Regions from separate parts of the Homo sapiens genome. Here region 2 is linked to region 1. A link is a loop called in an ENCODE intact Hi-C map of the cell type or tissue named here. Cell type or tissue: CD4-positive, alpha-beta T cell. All regions are shown on one strand. Each heading gives the region's core, and the rest is flanking DNA. Links, peaks and the distances in the headings are about the cores only.

What was found. A loop is a pair of places that touch in the nucleus more often than their neighbours do. Peaks named below come from ENCODE experiments on the same cell type or tissue, not always from the same donor. Only the 100,000 strongest peaks of a DNase experiment are listed, where the experiment ranks them.
Region 2: a loop joins it to region 1, with 12 times the contacts of the local background. A loop is called at or near these places in 7 of 110 quality-filtered maps.

What each region holds. Positions count from the first base shown.
Region 1 is chr3:170,806,628-170,817,785 of GRCh38, forward strand. The region is part of intron 2 of LOC105374211 (a long non-coding RNA gene); the gene reads left to right. Among named protein-coding and RNA genes, the nearest start is that of RPL22L1, 58 kb to the right of the region's middle. RefSeq lists an enhancer at 10,966-11,158. In CD4-positive, alpha-beta T cell, for the core only: CTCF peaks have their summits at 5,560 (motif pointing left) and 5,761; a DNase peak (open chromatin) is centred at 5,524.
Region 2 is chr3:169,856,888-169,868,045 of GRCh38, forward strand. It overlaps LRRC31 (leucine rich repeat containing 31), which reads right to left. Exons shown (of 9, transcript NM_024727.4): 2 at 4,783-4,926; 3 at 3,674-3,841. Among named protein-coding and RNA genes, the nearest start is that of LRRC31, 7.5 kb to the right of the region's middle. In CD4-positive, alpha-beta T cell, for the core only: CTCF peaks have their summits at 6,702 (motif pointing right) and 6,903; a DNase peak (open chromatin) is centred at 6,704.

The sequences.
Region 1 (11,158 bases), core at 2,735-7,734:
AACTCTGGGAGAGGCTCTGTGGAGGAAGCACATAGCATGAGCCTTCAGTCAAAATAGGTGCAACGTAAACAGTTCAATGCTGGAGAAAAACTTTGTTGACTTGCCAAGTATCACTGAGCTGAGGACAGTGTGCTCCACATGGTGACATATAAGTAATAAACTCCCACAGCTGAGAGATTAGTCTTTGCTTCTTTCTTCCCTGATGAACAAAGATAGATTGTTATTTAAATTCCTGAGGAATGAAAACCTTTGGCTATTCTGTGAGTTCCTCCTCTGGAGAAACTGAAGCCAATGGCCAGTGGCAAATTTGGCTCTGAGCCTGAATTTGGAACACCTCTGAGATGCACAAATACTGAACAAAATATGCAGAAACCATATTCCATGCTTACCTTGGCCCCAGACAGACATCACATAAACACCTGAGTCTTCGCTGAAACTCAGGGAAGAAGATAGAATAGAGAGGAGAGGAAACTCCACCAGAATGAAGAGCTATTTTCCTGGTAACATCAGGCTGTGGTGAGCTGCAGACCAGTAGCTTAATCATTTCAAACCTCATTTACTCCATTTCAAAAATGGAGACACTAATTTGTGATACCAGTCTAACTCCACAGAGAAATTCTCCAAAGAATATTAAATAAGAGACATCTATAAAGTAGACCAATTATCCTATAGTCAAGATAAAAAAAACTTTAGAAGTACAGTCAGTGTCCTCCAGTTAGCCATGAAAAATTCACTGGGGCTCCTGCAGTGTGACCTTGGACTCCAGCTGTATTCTTTCAAGAGGGTACCTTTGACTCCACAGTTGACTTTCCTGCCGTTCAGTGTCTTCTTCACTGTTTCTCATCTCTGTGCCCTGTTGCAAATAACTCATTCAAGCCATGGATCTCTTTTCTTGTATCCTTATAACTTCCCCTGGCAGATACCCTGCAACGTGTTGCCAAAGGCGTCTGCCTTTTTTTCATCAAGGTGTTTCTCCATTTTTCAGCGACTATTTCCTTGGCAATCACATGCACACACACATACACACAAACTCACACAAAAAATAACTGTCTCCAACCTCTACTATAGGTTTAAAAAAACCTTTTGGCCAGGTGCGGTGGCTCACGCCTGTAATCCCAGCACTTTGGGAGGCTGAGGCGGGTGGATCACGAGGTCAGGAGATCGAGACCATCCTGGCTAACATGGTGAAACCCCATCTCTGCTAAAAATACAAAAAAATTAGCCAAGCGTGGTGGCGGGTGCCTGTAGTCCCAGCTACTCGGGAGGCTGAGGCAGGAGAATTGCGTGAACCCTGAAGGCGGAGCTTGCAGTGAGCCGAGATCGTGCCACTGCACTCCAGCCTAGGTGACAGAGCGAGACACTGTTTCAAAAAAAAAAAAAAAAAAAAAAAGACTTTTAAAATAAATGTTAGTGGGGAGACAAATTATCTTAGTGAGGTGGTGGTGGGATTTGTTATTGTGATGACATTCCCAAACTATAGATCCTAGGAAGAGAACAAAATTAAATCAGAGTGTCTGATATGGTTTGGCTATGGCCCCACCCAGTTCTCATCTTGAGTTGTAATTCCCATAATCCCCACATGTTGTGGGAGCGACCCGGTGGGAGGCAATTGAATCACGGGGGTGATTTCCTCCATGCTGTTCTCATGATAGTGAGGGAGTTCTCATGAGATCTGATGGTTTTACAAATGTCTGGTATTTCCCCTGCTGGCACTCATTCTCTCTCTTGCTGCCCTGTGAAGAGGTGCCTTCCACCATGATTATAAGTTTCCCGAGGGCTCCCCAGCCATGCGGAACTGTGAATCAATTAAACCTCATGTCTTTATAAATTACCCAGTCTTGGGTATTTCTTCATAGCAGTGTGAGAACGAACTAATACAGTGTCTCTGTAGCAAATTAACAAATTGAAAAAGTAAACAAAAACAAAAAAACCTATATTTAATCTAGTGGAGAAGAAAAGAAGCCATGTGCATAAATCACTAGCCCTTTTTCAAGTGCAGTGTCTTGGAGGATCCTAGAGACAGACTTCCTGGGTTCAAACCCTGGTTCTGCTGTGTATCAGTCTTGTGGCCTTGGGCAAGTTATTTAACCTCTCTAGGCCTCAATTTCCATCTACAGATAATGTAAAGTACTAGTATTAATCCATAGGCTTATTTTAAGGGTTAAATAGAATAACATATTCAGGACACACATATATGCCTGGCACATAATAAACATTTGTACATATTAGTTATTATTAAGGTGAATTGGGTTTGAGAGATTGGTTTGTTTAAACAAAGATAATTAAAAGCTACTTGAAGGTAGAATAAAAGAGCTGTATGTTTGTGAGGTATTATGGGCTTAACAAAGTGCCTGGCACCACGTAAAAAGAACAAAGATATTATAACTACCAAGACATAGCCAAAAACTCAGTTGGCTGGAAGAGAGTGCTAAAAAGCTCTGTCCCTTATGAGCACAGCTGCGGGACTGCAAGGGCGTACGGTTGAGAGTGCGCGATAGGTGAGCGAATTATGTCAACCATATAAAACCTACCTGCGCTAATGGTAGGACAACAATATTGTTCTAGTTTGCAAAGATCAGCATATTCTCCAGACAGAGAACACTGCTAAAAAGACAGTAGCATAATGCATCTCTCTGGAATACACACATACAACCCTCTCCTCCACGTCCCAACCAAGGTAATCAAGTTCTTTCATTGTAAAGAGTGCAATGAAAATGCCAGAGGCATCATCAAATTGTGAATCATATAATGCCAAAAGGTACCCAGGGATGACCTCACCTAGCCCCATTTGTGGGAGGAGGAAATGGGGGTGGGTGGAGGTTGCTGACAGAACAGTTGTCCCGAGGCCACACAGCCAGTGATCGGCAGAGCTGGACTAAGAAGGCTTACTGATTCTAACTCTTCGCTGTGCTACACTGTCTCCCATTCCCACACCCATCTCCACCCACCTCAAAATCTTAAACCAGATGGCAAATCCAGCTTCTCCTGGACCCCTAGAAGATACTCCTTCTCTGAGCTGTCACATCCTCGGGGCCTTCTAACGCCTTGTTCACTGCTGCCACCTAGGGAATTTCAGTGAGTTTTCCTCCTTAGGCTGTTGCCTTAGGTGCTCAACAATGGCCATGCACCTCCGTCCTATTCAAGGCCTATCTCCTTAATTAATCATCCAAGTCACTTCATGCTCAGCTCACCAATTAGCAGAGCTATTCACAGTGCAGGCATTCAGATGATACACATCTGACCTTGCTGATGAACACATCTTTTTGTTTGTTCTTTGAAATATTGTTAGGGAACTACTCAAATGCTTTGGGTTTAAAAATATTACTCCAATAATACTGAGTAGTTGCTGAGTTCTAGTTTAATATCTGATTCTTTTCAAGGTGCTGGTGAGAAGGAGCTCATCTACTTCATCCCCAGCATTGCAAGCAGGAGAATATCAGACCTATTTACTCAGGTTCAATGTGTCCAGATCTATTAACTGAAGTTCAGTGTTAGTCATACTTCCACTTTCCCCTGACCACTCCCTCTTTCCTCATTTTATAGCCAGATGCTAGCGTTTAGCAATAAAGTAGCCATTCATTCCCTCAACCTTAATTACTTGATAGTATCCATTGAAACAGAAACACACATGAACTAAATCCCTAGTGATGAAGTCCATTGCTTGACCATAAAAATGATAAAACAGACTCCTGACAAACAATAACAGTCCAGGTTGACTTCCTATGCAATTAAAACCAGACTCCTGGAATTTCCAATTCAAGAACAGAATACATGGAAATAATCAGAGTTGATTATTTTTCTAAGCAGGGAAGGTTAGAAAGCTTCCTGTTTTAGAATGTAAGCACTCTTTTCCAGCTTCATCATTATACCATGCCACATAAAGATATGACTATACCCCTTTTCACTATTCTTTCAGTTTTTAAAGGTCTGATTAGTAGTACTATAGCCCTGAGTATTTCTCCATAGATTCAATTATCTCCCTATGCACAGTATAGCATAGTGGTTTAAATACTCGGGCTTAGGGGCAATTAGACCTAGGTTCCAAACCAGGCTCTACTTGGGTGTGTAATCTTGCAAAAATTTCTTAACATTCCTAAGCTTCAGGTGCCTCATCTATGAAATGGCAGTAAAAATACTAACTTCACGGTAAATTTTCTGTGAGAATTGAAGATATAAAAGTTTGGTGTTGAGCACATTGCTTGGCCTATAGTAAGTAATCAGTAAAAGTTAGCTGGTATTGTAATTATCATCGTCATCATTCATATAACCATTGCCAATGTAAGATCCTCAATTACAAGGAGAAGCCAGAGAAAAGGGAAGGAGATTTCAAGTAGTTCTGGTAGACAGTGGCTTTGTAGCTAGGACTAAAAAATACATTCAATTTTAAGTCAGAATGCCTGAATTTAAATCCCAGATCTATATGAAGGTACTTAGCTTCTCTGGTCCTCGGTTTCCTTATCTGTAAAATGGAGGTGGTAATAGCAACTGGCAGATTGTTGTAAAAATTAAATGAGATAATGACACTGAACGTTTCAAGCCCAACACCTGCCCCAATGGCAGGCAAGCTTTCTTGCTTTTGCCTAATGAATATTTTAGGGCCCTTGCCCATGGTCTAACTTCTGCTTCTGACTGTCACCTCCTGCAGATGAGATGAGGGTGGCAAATCTGGATGCAGGACGCTCTGGGAGAACCTGGCAATCACACTTTCAATCTTTTGATCCGATAATCCCAAATACAAAGAAGAAGGCCCTCAGCAGTTCTCTATTAGGTATAAAAGGGAAGAAAGCCAGTTACAATGGCTGGAAGACCTTAGAGGAAAGGAGGCCCCGGGAACATGGGGACTAACAGCAAATCCTGGTACTGGCCACAAGCCACAAATTTGTGTAGGGGTAGGGAAGAGGATAGGGGATGGCTGGAGCCTGAGACCTGGTGTTTCCTATGATCAGTGCACCTAGCTTGATGACTCATGTTCTTCTAGCTTTTGGCAGCCTAGACTGGTATGTCACTGAAATTTAAAAGCTCCCTGAAATATAGGCAGCATTTTCTCTCCAGCTGTATTTTGAAAAGATGACACAATTTGGATGCAACCTTGTTTTCCAACCTGAAGCAATATTCAGACAGTGTGTTGATGTTTTTAAGTCAGTAGGTGTGTCTGTTTAGTATGTGTGTGCATGCGCGTAAAACGCTCTCCCTCGTGATGCAAAACATGCCCTTTTTCTAATGCCCACGAAAGAAAGTTATCTTAAAGTGAACAATTATTTGTTTGGGATGTCACACTCCAGAACTCTCCACCAGCTAGTCTATTGGGCCCGCTAGCTTCACAGAAGTCAAGGCCAGGTTAATGCATACTATATTATTAGCGAAATAACTAGGTCTTTAACACCTCTCCCTCCAAAAAACAAACACACAAAACAGCTTTAACTTTCATCCCTCTCCAATACCACACTGAATGCCCCACCCTAAGCCATAGCCCTATAACCTCCTCCTCCCCTCTCCTCTTCTGAATGAGAAACCATGAGTGCCCCCTAGTGGTTCAATGGCCGTAATTGCACTCCCCAGCTTTTTGTTTGCCTAATTACTAAGTTTTACCAGCAGGGTTGCAGCCAAGTTCAAGTGTCAAGTTCAAGAACATTTTTGTACTGCCATGTGGTGATTCTGTTGCAGCTAATAAAGAGCTTAAAAGTCTTTGGGTCTGTGAAGCATAATCTCAGCTTTTTCTGTTTGGCGGATCTTCTTAGGTTCTCCTTGGTTCTGCACAGCTGATAATGTGAGAGGGGTTGCTGCTCTCCTCTTGCCGCAACCCCCACCCCAGGCCTTCTCACTCCCAAAACCTACCAAAACGTACCAAGCTGCCTCTTTGAATCTGCTGGCGTGGTAAGGGGAATGGTGTGGCGCATGTGAAAGAGATTGTCCCAAATGGGCAGAACCTTGGGACCCCAGCAAAATCCTGTGTTTAAGTTCTGGCCCAATTGCCAAAGTTCATCCCCAGTTCTTGTTTCAGACTAGCTCAGAAATTCGTCTCATTGATCCCTTTAAGGGCTTTTGTATGCGACTCTGCCACATCAAGAAAATAGCTCTACTACCACCCACTCAGAATATTTGCAGAATTTGCTTTCTTGAGATACGATCATAGCAAAAGCCATGCAGGAATCCCCACTTACCACAGAGGTCCATTTCCAGACATCTCATTGTGACCCCACTCCTCTGATGGCTGCAGACTCAGTCCCCAGAGGAGGAGCTCCTTGAGGCAGGGGTTGAAACATTTTTATAAATTATTATCCCCAGCATGTGGCACAGGGCCCAACATGTAGTAGGTGATCACAAAATTTTCTGTCAGGGAAAGCGTTAAAGTACTGAACTACTCTCCCAGTCCCCAAGCCCATTCTGATGTTAAACTCCTAATTCCCAATGTGACTGTTTTTGGAGTTCAAGCCTTTAGGGAGGTAATTAAGATTAAGTGAGGTCCTAAGGGTTGGTCTATAATCTGAAGGACTGGGGTTCTTATAGGAAGGAGAAGAGACACCAGAAATTTCTTTCCTTGCGTGCTCACAGAAAAAGGGTTATGTGAGGACACAGGAATAAAGTGGCTGTCTACAAAGAACAGGAAGAGAGGCCTTACCAGAAACCAACCTGATCACACCATGATCTTGGACTTCCAACCTCCAGAACTGTGAGAAAACACATTTCTGTTGTTTAAGCCATCCAGTCTCTGGTATTTTGTTAATGGCAGCCCTAGCAAACTAATACAGAAAGGGAAGCTCTTTAATGAGATTCCTGCAACCAGACCATGGCACAGTTCTAAATTCCAAAGAAGGAGGGAGGACAGACACTAACACGTGTTGAGAGCTGACGGATGTGGCAGCACTGAAGCAGCTGTTCCTGGAAATTCACCAGTTGTCTTCTGATCTAAAAACACTCCTGGGGAAGCTCGTGAATACCCACGGGTGAAGTGTTTTCCCCTGTACTATTCTCCCTACTAGCCATTCCCCAGTGCCTGGCTTTCAGTGATCTCTGGGTATGTGAACTCGAAACCAGCATTTCAGTAGGGAAGATGTAGTCAGGCAGAAGAACGTGCTCCTGTCTACCCAAGTGATGCTCCTAAGTGTCTCCATGAATGTCTATGAGTACCCAGGAATGAATGTTGTGTTTCTCATCCTGCATTGGATTTTACAGCCTTCATTAAATTTTGACCAACAAAATTGAGTGAGAAAAATCAGGCTTCCTGCAAGGAATGAGCTAAAACCAGTGTCGGGTTCTCACTGTGAACCTTGCATTTCCCTTTAATAACAGACATCAGACCACCTGCAAAAACATTACGTCTCACTAAGCCAGGTAAGAGTGAAACTAGAGAAAAGTAGAGGAAATGCCTTAAGTCAAAGTTTTGATTTGTAAATCTTAGAGGAGGACATGAAGCCCATGGATAAGCAATAGACTGGAAGAGTACAAAATGATACAAGAGGCAGTTTGCCTACCCCAGAGGAACAGATCCCCTGCGTAGAAAAGAATAGCACTGAGGAAGGGCTTTATGTCCTACCCATTCCTCCTCTAGCCCCCAGCCATTCTTAGAGAAGGGAGAGGTGGCAAAAAAAACTCATAAGAAAGTTTGAGATATCTAAGAATAGAAGCTTTGGGGCATGTGACTGAAGTTCAGGAGGGCAGCAGCCATTATGCAGCTTCCCCAAATGTAACTTAAAGAATGGCTGCAAAGACTATCCAGGCAGACAAGGCTGAGGTGATCTCATGGAGTTCCCTCGGAGGCTCATGGAGCAGCCAGTTATTTCCCAGAGGGGCTTAGAAGTCTAGAGAGAGAGCCGAGCCCAAAAAAGCTTAGTCTGTTCAGCCAATTCCCTTGGTGACCTAATGGGAATCAGAGCACACTAGCAAGGACAATGTCAGTGATGAAGGCTACAGGGACTTTATGCCCTCCGTGGCCTCTCTCTATTCAGTCCAGTGCCACCTGAAAGCTTCTTGGAATTTACCTGCAATGCTGGATAAAGAATTGGGGTCCTACATTAGCTGTCCCCAGAACCACCATACACAGAAATGCATACTATTCACTGCACAGGGACCCCTAGCTTAAGAAGCAGGTGTAGGCAGAAATCTAGTTTGTGTTGGCGCGGGGCTGCACCCTCCTGGAAGGGGATCTTTTTCTAATTTGCACAATGATGCCATAGGTTAGTGGCAGCTTGACTGAGCAAAACTTGATTTGACAGAGGTCCCTCTGAAGTGACTGAAAAGTTTTCACCACAAGCAGATTGAGGAACTAAGTAGAAATTAAGTTGGCGTATGAAAGAATAAAGTTAATGTCTCTTGCACATCTGAGTCTGTGGCCTGAGATTTATGACCACTATAAAGAAAAATATGAAGAAACCAACTCCTCCTCAAAAGAATGCATCTCTCTCTCTCTCTGTCTCTCTCTCTCTCTCTGCCTCTCTCTCTCTCTGGATGGCCTCACTCTCTTGCCCAGGCTGGAGTAAAGTGGCGTGATCACAGCTCACTGCAGCTTCAATCTCCTGGGTTCAAGCAATCCTCCCAACTCCCAGCTTCCCGAGTAGCTGGGACTACAGACACAGCACCACATCTGGCTAACTTTTTTTGTAGAGATGGGGTTTTGCCATGTTGCCCTGGTCTTGAATTCCTGGACTCAAGCCATCCACCTGCTTCGCCTTCCAAAGTGCTGGGATTATAGGCCTGAGCCATTGGACCCAGCTCAATTTTTATAATGATTAATATTTTGGTATATTTTCTTCCAGTCTTTTTCTGTATGCATTTTTCCATAGTTAATAACACATAGAACCTACAACTTGGTATCATGAATTTTCTGCTTAAAACTGTATCACAGGGGAAATCATGTAGACCAGGGGTCGCCAACCCCCGGGCCGAGGACTTTTACCAGTCTGTGGCCTGTTAGGAACCACACGGCACAGCAGGAGGTGAGCGGCAGGCAAGCTTCATCTGTGTTTACAGTCACTCCCGTGGCTCATATTACCACCTGAGCTCCGCCTCCTGTCAGATCAGCAGCGGCATTAGATTTTCATAGAGCAGGAGCTCTACTGTGAACTGTGCATGGGAGGGATCTAGGTTGTGTGCTCCTTATGAGACTCTAATGCCTCATGATCTGAGGTGGGACAGTTTCATCCTGAAACAATCCCCCATCTGCCTCTCCATCCATCGAAAAATTATCTTCCATGAAACCAGTCCCTGGTGCCAAAAAGTTTGGGCACCACTGACACAGATGGTAGATCTTGACCTCATCTGTATTTTTGAAACATCTGAGTTACTTACACAAGTGCTATGCCCCATGGCCACATCCCAGAGCAATAGAATGCCACCATTAACATGCCAAACTTAACCAAACTTAACATGCCACCAGAATCACTAACTTAAGGCACAGATGTATTCAGAGTTGAGAAGTTGCCTGAGGACTGAATCTTTGAGACTCCTTACTCAGATAGGTACAAATATTAATGTGATGTAAATCACGTGGGGATGGTGCTCAAATGCTGATGCTGATTCAGCAGCGCTAGGGCCTGAGATTCTACATTTCTCACATGCTCGAAGTTGATGTTGCTGGCCAGTGGGAGGACTGCATTTTGAGTACCATGGGCTCAGAGGTCCAGAAGATGAAAAAGCAGCAGAAAGATAATTTCTACTAAATTTCTACTAAAGCATTTTCCAAGTCATTACAAACTATTTTTTAACTATTGTTTTTAATATTTAGATATTTCATAGAATAAATAGACCACATTTTTTCTCTTAAACATTTCCTACTGTTGGCCATTTAAATTGTTTTCAATTTTGCTGTTGTAACTAAGGAAGGAGAAACCTCTTTGTGCATACTTCTTTGTCCTCAACTTTTAAATGAGAAACTAATAAAGGAAAATGATGAGTAGTGGAGCAGGCCCCAGAGTAACACACCCCTGAAGGCCTGACTTCCCTTCCAACATGTGCCAGTGTTACTGTGTCCTCAGGCAAGCTAAGCAATGTTTCTTCACCTCAGTTTTCTTTGCTACAAAATGGGCTTTTTCTTTTCTCATATCCTTGAAATAAAGGGCGTTCATAAAATTATCTGCAACTCAGAACTCCCTCTGTGGAGCTACCGTGTTATTTTTTTGTCACAGCTCAGGGACAATGACCAGGTATGCCAATGGTAATTGCTGGGGCCACCCTCCCCCAAAGCCAACCCAATACAGAACTGCTGATGCCACAGTCATAAACAAACCCTAGGATGTGGCCCACCCTTCAGTGTTTGGATTTCAGTGCCAGGGGTAAGAAATATGAAAGACATGGAAAGAAGCAGCTGCGTTCCAAGACACTCCTTCAGATAAAGTTTCCTTTAAAACATTTTTACCATTCTTCATCAATATTTATAAAGAGATGAATAGATACAGCCACATTCCTCCTGGGCTGTGTCTCAGACACACCTATAATATCTGATCAAAATACAACTATTGTTTGTTGGTTCGGGGAGCACTTTTATTGGCAAGCTTCTTTGAAAATGAGGAGCCAAGTCAGCCCCATGTAGCAAAAAAATAAAATCAAAATCAGTTACATGAGTACAAAAAGATGGATGTAATTTTTTAAGGGCAACATGATGTGGCAGAAAGAGCATGGAATTTAGATTCCTGGATGTGATTCTCAAATTGGTCTCTTGCTGCTAGAGACTCAGAGCAAGTTAATTCACCACTTTGAGCTTCAGTTTCTTCTTCGGGGGGGTATGATGAAAGTTATTATAAACACAGAGAGAATCAGCTTTTCTAGAAAGAGTTCATTGATGTATCTGGCCTCTCAAGCAGGCAGAATGTTAGTTAATACTTGCCAACCTGTTGAGGTATCATGGACCCTTAAGGTTTCATCCAGTATTCATGGTTTAATCTTTGGGAAACACCATGAAGGACACCTAGCTTCTAAATAAGTCTCCCACTAGGTCCCACATGGCAACTGGAATTCCCAAATGACTTCCCTTTTGGGTTAAGGGGGGTGGTTCTCAGTGTGAAGAGACCACCAAACAGGCTTTGTGTGAGCAACATGGCTGTTTATTTCACCTGGGTGCAGGCAGGCTGAGTTCGAAAAGAGAGTCAGAGAAAGGAGATAAGGGTATAGCCATTTTATAGGATTTGGGTAGATAAAGGAAAATTACAGTCAAAGGGGGGTTGTT
Region 2 (11,158 bases), core at 3,608-8,607, 950 kb before region 1:
CCGAAAATTCTGTTGGTCACTAGTCAGAAAAGCAGGGAATTCATTTCAGAATCAGCACAACCATGATTAATGGAGTGTGGAAACTGGGCCAGGTACTGTCCTGTTTGGCACCGAGGAACAGAGAGAAGGAAAGAACCCAATTCCTTCATAGCAGGGCGTGCTTCTCTAGATTTACAGGCACAGTCATTCTAATCCCTCCAAAATTCTGAAGCCATGCGTATGAGCTAAACAATTGTTGTTGTAGAAAAATCCACCTATTGGTAGGGTGGTTTTAGGAAGCTGCTTTTGTGGTGGTTCATCTGCTTTCCCTTAGCCCCTCTCTCTGGGATCAGCATTTCTGAGAAGTTTGACCAGGGATAGAAGTGAGGCAAAGCAGATAACTGGCCACCACAGAGGTAAAGCTCTCTCCAATGTCAAGAATATCACATGCCTATATATATATATATATATATATATATACACACACACACACACACACACACAAGTATATATATACACATATATACATACACACACATATACATATACATATATATATATATGAGGAATATCACATGCAACCTGAACTGACCACTACAGAGAGAAACTAATAATAGAGCATCAGGCACTAGAAGCTTATAACAGCCGTGCTGCCTTAAGGGGTAAAGGAGGGTGCAGTGACACAGGGATGAAAACTAACATTTCTGAAACCATTACACACTGGAAAGCTCCCAGGGCTGCAGAGTGGAGGCTGGGAGAGAATAGGAGAAGTGACCAAACAGATCTGTCCTTAGGAATGATTTTCACTGCCTTGCGGGTAGACACATACATGGAAAATGTACTTTCTCAATGTGCAAACAATTAAGCATTCTGGCAAGTCCCCTGTATCTAGAACCCTCTTTACTACCTGTCCCTGGGTTTGAACTTCTACCATGGTTTATTCATTCCATGGATTAAGGTTTTAGAAGTCCAGGAACCCCATGCTAAAATGCGTATTCCCCAGGAGTTATAGCATCTTAAGCCAGCAATGAACAGGCATCATTTTTTGTGCTATTACCAGTCAATTGGGGGTGACTTTCTATAGCCCTGAGGTGTTCCCCAGGCTCAGGGAGAAAGAGCTCATGATTGATTAGTTATGTCTGCAGTGGTCATGGTACTGGAGTGCCATGCATTTGCCACTCGGTACTAAACTATTATAATGGGTGTAACAATTTTGAAATGCCTTCTGATTTATGTTCTCTTATCAAGAAACCATTTATTTTCCCTATACCCCATCTGCATTAAGGTTGAGTGAAGAAGATAGAGTATGGGTGATAGGTAAGCCCCTCCTGATGGGAGAGGATGCAGAAGTCCTTCCAGAGAAGAAATAACTCTGGGAGAGGGAAAAGGGCGCAAACATCAGAACAACAACAGTGCAGACTCCCTCCTCAACCAGGTAAGTTTGGAACAGGTCCCAGGGCAGAAATTTCATTTTCTTGTTTTCTAAGGATGGAGGGTCAGGAAAAAGATCAGGTTAATCACAGAAAATAAGAAAGTTGTCTTTTCACACCTGAGTAATGGTATGTTAAAATTGTGAGTCTGCTACATGATAACCAGCTGCTTAATGTGGGGCTAAACTCATCATGTAAACCCACAGAAAGGTGGTTTTAGATGACAGAATGGAGAAAGAAGGACTATCAGTTATTGAGCAACTATTATGCACCAGGCATGCAGTAGGCACTTTACAGAAATTGTTTAATCCTTGCAACAATTTTTTGAGAGGGAGGTTATCCCTATTTCAGATATAAGAAAACCGAGGCTCAGAAATTTAAATTATTTGTTCATGTTCACAAAGCTAGTTAAAAGTGGCACTAGAGGCTGGGCATGGTGGCTCACGCCTGTAATCCTAGCACTTTGGGAGGCCAAGGCGGGCAGATCACTTGAAGTCAGGAGTTCAAAACCAGCCTGGCCAGCATGGTGAAACCCTATCTCTACTAAAAATACAAAAAAATTAGCCAGGCATGGTGGTACATGCCTGTAATCCCAGCTACTTGGGAGGCTGAGGCAGGAGAATCACTTGAACTCAGGAGGCGGAGGTTTCAGTGAGCCAAGATTGCACCACTGCACTCCAGCCTGGGTGACAAGAATGAAACGCCATCTCAAAAAAAAAAAGGGGGGGGGTGGGGGATGGGCACTAGGATTTGAAGTAGGATCTACTAAAAATAAAAAAAATACAAAATAATTACAAAAATTAGCCAGGCATGGTGGTGCACGCCTAAAATACAAAAAAATACAAAAAATTAGCCGGGCATGGTGGTGCACTCCTGTAATCCCAGCTACTTGGGAGGCTGAGGCAGGAGAATCACTTGAACCTGGGAGGCAGAGGTTTCAGTGAGCCAAGATTGCACCACTGCACTCCAGCCTGGGTGACAAGAATGAAACACCGTCTCAAAAAAAAAAAGGCCGGGGGGGCGGGTAGGCACTAGGATTTGAAGTAGGATCTGGCCAACCTGAGATGTGTAATGTTTCTCCTCAGCTACAGGAGGCATGGGCCGGGGGACGTCAGCTGCCCCCATTTCCAGGGAGAGACTGACAAGCGGAGATATTTGGCATAAAATGTGTTGTTTTTACAGAAATCTTTAAATAGCTGTAAAGGATTAAAATAAGTCATGAAAATAAGAAACTTTACATCAAAAGAAGAATAAAAAGTATCAAAGACATCTAATAAACCAGCAAGCATTTTAGTACAGCAGTTGGATAAGTAGAATGACTGTGTACAAATTTAATCCTATGAAACTAACTTAATGGAGGTTCTAGTTCTAGTTAAACTATTAACTTAAAAATCTTGTTTTGTTTAATGTTTCAAAATGTGGGTGGGAAAATAGAAGAGAGAAGTATTCTTTTGGAATTGTAAAAGAACTTAATTCTTGTCTACTCTAACTCCTCTATTTTACACATGAAGTAACAGACCCAGTGTAAGCATGTTTTACAGTAACCTCCATTGAAACTACATGAGGCTGGACACGGTGGCTCACACCTATAATCTCAACACTTTGGGAGGCCAAGGTGAGTGGATTCCCTGAGGTCAGACGTTCGAGACCAGCCTGGCCAACATGGTGAAACCCCCATCTCTACTAAAAATACAAAAATTAACCAGGTGTGATGGTTCACACCTGTAATCCCAGCTACTTGGAAGGCTGAGGCAGGAGAATTGCTTGAACCTGGGAGGCAGAGGTTGCAGTGAGCCGAGACTGCACCACTGCACTCCAGCCTGGGCAACAGAGTGAGCCTCCATCTCAAAAAAATAAAAATAAAAATAAATAAATAAATAAACTCCATGAAAGCAGGGACCTGGTCAGCCTTGTTCTTTTTTTTCTTTTCTTTTCTTTTTTTTTGTTTGGAGATGGAGTCTCACTCTGTCACCTAGGCTGGTGTGCAGTGGCACGATCTCGGCTCACTGCAACTTCCGCCTCCCAGGTTCAAGCGATCCTCCTGCCTCAGCTTCCTGAGTAGCTGGGACTACAGGAGCCCACCACCACACCCGGCTAACTTTTTGTATTTTAGTAGAGACAGGGTTTCACCATGTTGCCCAGGCTGTTCTCGAACTCCTGAGCTCAGGCAATCCGCCAGCCTCAGCCTCCCAAAGTGTTAGGATTACAGCTGTGAGCCACGGCGCCCGGCCGAATCCATCTTTTAAGAAATGCATTCATCATACCCAGTGCTTGAACATCGTCAGTGGTGAGTCTGCAGCTACCCAGCCTCAAGATTTTTAACTTGCTGACCAGATGCATTTGCTGAGTGATGGAAAGGAGGGTTCCACCTACAAAACCATTCCAGGAGATATCCAGTTCTTCCAAGTCTGGGAGAAAAGGCAGCAAGGCAACTAGAAGTGAACAGAAGAAAATACAGATATGTGTATGTGACTTGTGATTTGTAGTAAATAAAATGCAATGCTTACATACACAGGATATAGTTTTACACTGTAAGAGAATAGACAGTGGTAGGCACGCTGACTTTGGGCAAAGCAGGGAGCCCTCAGCTGTACAAGTGGAGAAATTGTGATGTTTACATTTGCTATTTCTTGGGATGTTTTCTATTTCTGCCAAATAACTGCAGTCTGAAAATGCAGGAGTGTGTCTGTAAGATTTCATACAGCCTCTTTTCCTAAACTCAGCTGAAGTCTTCAAAACTTGAGGAAGGATCAATTAACTTGTTTTTCTTTTCCTTTTTTTTTTTTTTTTTTCAGACGGAGTCTCGATCTGTCGCCAGGCTGGAGTGCAGTGGCACGATCTTGGCTCACTGCAACCTCCGCCTCCCAGGTTCAAGTAATTCTCTGCCTCAGCCTCCCGAGTGGCTGGGATTACAGGCACCCGCCACCACGCCTGGCTAACTTTTGTATTTTTAGTAGAGACGGGGTTTCACCATCTTGGCCAGGCTCGTCTTCAACTCCTAACCCCGTGATTCACCCGCCTCGGCCTCCCAAAGTGCTGGGATTACAGGCGTGAGCCACTGCGCCTGGCCTTTTTCTTAAAAAAAAAAGAAAAAAGAAAAAAGAAAAAACCTACTCGGGAGGCTGAGGCAGGAGAATGGCGTGAACCCGGGAGGCGGAGCTTACAGTGAGCTGAGATGCGTCACTGCACTCCAGCCTGGGTGACAGAGCGAGACTCCGTCTCAAAAAAAAAAAAAAAGCGATGCTGTTTCTGCAATTGTCTGGGACCACTCAGCAGACTTGGGGTTACTAGGTGGGTAGCTGAGTATGTTTTATCTGCTTATCTCAATGGAAAGGCCCTATCTTCCTCTATGCAAAGTCTGCTGCATACAGACCCATTTCTTTCATGTCCGCTGTTGTTAATCCACAGTTATTCAAATCTAGACACTTGTTGACAGCCTTTTTGCCCAGCTTCTGCAGGAAATGCTCATTTTTCTCCATACTGGATCTCCATTCCATTTCTGAACTGAGAGGCTTAGCTGTGTGATAAGCATAAAAAAGAATTTGCTGTTAATGATGGATGTATTAAAGATGCATAATGACCACAATCAGACAAGTGAAAAGACTGCATAACTCTGAATTGCTCTTTTATAAAAACCTCAACTCAGAGGCAGAGCCATTTACTAGGGACAAAGCTTAACTAACCACTGTTCCTGCCGCCAGGTGCCCAGACACTGCTTCAGGAGCCTGAGGAACGCAGTGGCTTTTCTATCATGACCTGACCTGGGCTTCTCAGCATGAAGACAGAGCTGCATTCCTGGGTGAGAAGTAAACCTGTCAGCCCGGCTTTTGAGATGCTTGCTTACTTGAAGGGCACGCATATCTTTGGTGGATGCAACTGCTAGGGAGGAAGCAGAGATACTTGCCTCCTCAAACCAAACAGGTGAAGAAGGGAAAGCGTTGAAATCACCATCAAGGAGCTGCAAATGGCCACACGGAGTAAGTGGAATTCTTGCCGGTCAGTTTCTAGACCATTCAATTGGCAAACACAAATCCAGAGAAACTAGGCCTGGGAGAGCTTTTGCTTTTTCTCAACTCCTGCCAGAAAGTGAATTTGGAAAGCCTCGTCTGTCCTCCTTGTTATTAGGGACTACTGTGGCACCCTCACTAGCTTCCTCTGTAATAACACTGTAATAACATGCTAGTGGCTGGGCACGGTGCCTCACACCTGTAATCCTAGTACTTTGGAAGGCTGAGGCGGGTGGATCATGAGGTCAGGAGATCAACACCATCCTGGCCAACATGGTGAAATGCTGTCTCTACTAAAATACAAAAAATTAGCCGGGCGTGGTGGTGCACACCTGTAGTCCCAGCTACTCAGGAGGCTGAGGCAGGGGAATATCTTGAACCCAGGAGGCAGAGATTGCAGTAAGCTGAGATTGTGCCACTTCACACCAGCCTGGCAACAGAGAGAAACTGCATCTAAAAAAAATAAATAAATAAATAAAAAAGATAGCACTATAATAATAAAAGCTATCATTTTATTGAGCACCTGTTATGTACTCGTTCTTTGCCTACTTGCAGGTGCCAGCATTTCTTTTTTCTTTCTTTTTTTTTTTGTTGGGGGGGATGGAGTCTCACTCTGTCACCCAGGTTAGAGTGCAGTGGCACAGTCTCAGCTCACTGCAACCTCCACCTCCCAGGTTCAAGCAATTCTCCTGCCTCAGCCTCCCGAGTAGCTGGGACTACAAGCGCCTGCCACCACGCCCGGCTAATTTTTGTATTTTTAGTAGAGATGAGGGGTTCGCCATGTTGGCCAGGCTGGTCTCGAACTCCTGACCTCAGGTGATCCACCTACCCGGCCTCCCAAAGTGCTGGGATTACAGGCATGAGTCACCATGGCAGGCCAGGTGCCAGCATTTAAGACATACATAAAACACATCATACTTTTCTAAGGAAAAATGAATATACATGTACTGACAGTGATTTTAAAGTGATTTTGTAAGTGAAATATACAATTTTAAACATATAGATTATGTATATTGAAATCCAATAGGAAATAATAAGTTCTGGAATGAGCAGTAATATTTTATTAACCCTGACAAAAAGGTGTAAGACAACATAGCTAAGAAGAAATACATTGGTACCTGTGAAAATTAAAAGATAGTAGGTTTGCAGTAGTAATAAATTTAGACCAAATGATTAGCAGGATAATAAAAACTACACCTGTAATCCACAGCAGTCTTGTGGCTTCCTGTTTGGTCTAAGAAAACCACACGTAGGATACGCGTCCTTGTTGGGATGCTTGGTGTTACCACATTTCACCAGTAGGAGGCAGCAGCATCCACCATTTAACCTTTCACTCTCGCCTTCCGTTTTTATGGCACATTGGACACAAGGCATTTAATTTTGGGTAGAGTTGCCAGATTTAGGAAAAACAACAACAGGGTGCCCAGTTAAATTTAAATTTTAAATCGACAAGGAATTGTTTTATTGTATGCCTCAACTGTTGCATGTATTTTCTCTGGCAACCCTAATTTTGGGTGGGGCAGAGCAGAATTGTGGATGGGAGACAGGGAGGGACTGCCTCTTAGGTGCCAGCAAGTACAGGACATTTTGTCTAAACGAGTCACAAACCATTTCATAGATTTGGAAACTTAGAGACACGATTAATTAGGAAGAAGCAGAGCCTGAATTTGAACCCAGAATAGTTTGTTCCAAAGCCTAGTGTGTGTGTGTGTGTGTGTGTGTGTGTTATTTTTGTATTTTAAAAAATTTCTCTGCATTGCATCTTATTGCTGTCTCTCTTTTGTTTTTAAGCTTTTTATCTCGACCTACAATCATCCTCAAGTTCCAGCCCCACCAAACCCACTCTTCTGTTTTCTCCTCAAGACACTGCTCTGTCAAGCATTTCCTTTACTGTCAAATGTTTGGAAAGAGTGGTTTCCACTTGCTGGCCCAACTCCTTCCCCACATTTACAAGCTAACCCTCTACCTTCTGGTTGCTACACTCCTCTATCCAAATACATTGTTTCTCAAAGGTCACCAACAATAACCTACAAACTGACAGACGCAGAAATCTCTTCTCAGTCCACATCCCACTGGGTGCTCTGTCATGTTTGATGTGACTGACAAGTAAGCAGTACAGTCAAAAGACCTGATCCAAATCACAGGTCTGTCTGAGGAACAAGTCACTCAACCTCTCTGAGCCTTGGTTTACTCATCTATGAAATGCCTGGTTCATTTCTCAAGAGCATCGTGATTTAAACTTACTGGAACCTCCTATGCACATGGTAATCTGCAGGGCCTTTTACCTGAGAGGTATTTGGTAAATATTTGTTAAATGAGCAAACAATTGAATGAATGAATATTGGTTTTACAGTTCCTCAATTACCAAAATAAATCATCATGATAAATCTTTATCAAAACACTTAAATATAAATGTGAGTACTAACTTATGAGACCCCTGGACATCTCCTCACAGATCATGTATTTCAATTTTTAAAAAATCTGTGAAACCGGCCAGGTGCAGTGGCTCATGCCTGTGATCCCAGCACTTAGGAAGGCTGAGGCAGGTGGATCACCTGAGGTCAGGAGTTCAAAACCAGGCTGGCCAACATGGCAAAACACCGTCTCTATTAAAAATACAAAAATTTGCCAGGCGTACTGGCATGCACCTGTAATCCCAGCTACTTGGGAGGCTGAGGCAGGAGAATTGCTTGAACCCAGAAGGCAGAGGTTGCGTGAGCCGAGATTGTCCCACTGCACTCCAGCCTGGGCAACAGAGCAAGACTCCATCTCAAAAAAAAAAAAACCTATGAAACCAAATTAGCCCAGTGTAGTGGCGGGTGCCTGTAGTCCCAGCTAGTAGGGGGCTGAGGCACAAGAATCTCTTGAACCCGGGAGGTGGAGTTGCAGTGAGCCGAGATTGCGCCACTGTAGTCCAGCCTGGGCGACAGAGTAAGGCTCTATCTCAAAAAAAAAAAAAAGAAAAATTATATGAAGCCTTCTCTTCACAGGATACCTTATGTCACAGCTCAGTGTGTAGAACAAGTGAGTCAGGGCTGCTACAGCTAGGCTGGAGTGGGGTGGGAGGCACCCATGGGGGGCGCATTAGTAACCACACAGGAGCCGCTCTGTGGAGATTGAGGCCTTTTCCTAGCTGTGTTAGCTCTGAACAAAGCTCTCGGTTCTTAGTGCTCTCACTAAGTTCCTTTCCGACTGAAATCTGTCAAGGTTTGTCAACCAAAACTCTCGACACTCATAAAACATTATTACACATTGGTAACATGGGTGGTACTGTACCAGGAACCAACATAACAAGTTCCTGTTTTCAAAGAGCTGCCTGTTTAATGAAAGAGACAGCAAGAAAGCCACCGTTACCGTATAGATGAGAAGTGGAGGCACGCAGGGGTGTGTGGTTCCACACTTCAGTGACAATAAGTACCTCAAGTCTGGTGATTCCAGGTCGGGGAGGAGGGTCTTGGGAAGTTTCCAAGAGAAACTGGTGCCTGGATTGCACCTTAAAGGAAGAGTGGGAGTCATCCAGGTGGGTGGACATGAGGGAGGGATAAGTCGGGGGGTTGCAGGGGAGGATGGTGACACGAGGGAACATCTTTCTAGCCACAAAGAACCACTTGCTGGGGATGGGAGAAGAATGTGGCCAGTCCAGGGAATTATAAGTAAATCAGAGGGCCACACGTAGAGGATGAGGGCGGCGCTGTGGTGGGAGGTGGGAGAAGGCAAAGGTCATGAAGAGATATCCAATATCCAACTGATCACTAATACCTTGAGGGCCATGCTTGGGAATATAGGTGAGAGAAACTCAGTGAAGGATTTTAAGCAGGCGAGAGACACCACCATATCTGTGGTTTAGAAAGAGCATTATGGCAGTGTAGAGGACAGATTGGCAAGAGAGCAAGACTGGAAGCAGAGAAACCAGTTAGGAAGCTATTGCTGTGGTCCAGGCAAGAGACAATGAGAGCTAGGCAGCAGCAATGGAGAGGAAGAACCAGGTGGGAGAGCTATTTAAGGACAGAATTAACATGACTCCAGGAGCCATAGAATTTTGGGAGAAATAGAAATGAAGAACCAAGCAGCTTGGGTGGTCAGTGTTGCACAGCAGGGATGACCCCGGCTTGGTTTTGCACTGTTAATTTAATCACAATTACATTTATTCATTATCTTCTTTCCTGATGCTCTAAATCACACTCTAGAACAAAAATGAACAATTTTCTGATAGAGATGGTTTTCTTTTAAAGACAGACTTTAATTTCCTATTTATAAAAACATACTTAAAATACATTTAATCTACTTGCTGCTAAAACTGTATTATTTTTGGCATTTGATGGCAAACAATCTGATGGAAGGGAGGGTAGGTATAAATGATATAAAATTGGCTAGGCACAGTGGCTCCTGGCCAGGCCTGTAATCCCAGTACTTTGGGAGGCCAAGGCAGGCAGATCACCTAAGGTCAGGACTTCGAGATCAGCCTGGCCCACAAGGTGAAATTCCTTCTCTACTAAAAATACAAAAAAATTAGCTGGGCATGGTGGCGGACACCTGTAGTTCCAGCTACTTGGGAGGCTGAGACAAGAGAATCACTTGAACCTGGGAGGCAGAGGTTGCAGTGAGCCGAGATCACACTGCTGCACTCCAGACTGGGTGACGGTGCGAAACTCTGTCTCAAAAAGAAAGAAAGAAACAAAATCGGCCATGGGTTGATTTTTTTTTTTTCTGTCTCAGAAAGAAAATTGGCCATGGGTTTTTTTTGTTTGTTTGTTTGTTTTTTTTTTTTTGAGGGTCTTGCTCTGTCACTCAGCCTGGAGTCCAGTGGTGCAATCATGGCTTACCACAGCTTCAACCTCTAAAATTCAAGCGATCCTCCCACCTCAGCCTCCAGAGTAGCTAGGACCACAGGCATGCACCACCATGCCCAGCTAATTTTTAAACTATTTTCTAGAGATGGAGTCTTTTTTTTTTTTTTTTTTTTTGAGACAGAGTCTTGCTCTGTCGCCCAGACTGGAGTGCAGTGGCGCAGTGGTGCAATCTTGGCTCACTGAAACCTCCACCTCCCGGATTCAAGCGATTCTCCTGCCTCAGCCTCCCGAGTAGCTGGGATTACAGGCACCTGCTACCACACCCGGCTACTTTTTTATATTTTTAATAGAGACTGGGTTTTACCGTATTAGCCAGGATGGTCTCGATCTCCTGACCTCATGATATGCCTGCCTCGGCCTCCCAAAGTGTTGGGATTACAGGCATGAGCCACCGCACCCGACCAAGACAGAGTCTTGCTATATTGCCCAGGCTGGTCTTAAACTACTGGCCTTAAGCGATCCTCCTGCCTCAGCTTGCCAAAGTGCTGGGATTACAGGCATGAAACACCATGCCCAACTGATAATTACTAAAAGTAGGTGACTATGGGGATTCTTTATTCTATTTTTGCATATGCTTAAAATGTTTTTAAAATGCTTTTAATCTAATAGATAATATATTGATGACATTGCACATAACACATAACTTTAGAGAGAGATTTGACAATATTTATTTTCATAACCCTTGAATTTGCAATCCCTGTTCTGGAAATTTATACTTTAAAAATAGCTGAAATATGGTGAAACAGGGAATGGGAAAGAAAGAAAGCCAAAGATACTCACCGAAGGACAAACAAGGAACTCACTGAGTAATTAAGACATATGAATGTGATGGAATATTATGCAACCATGAAAATTATGCATATGAGCATCATGTAGCAATGTGGGAATTGAG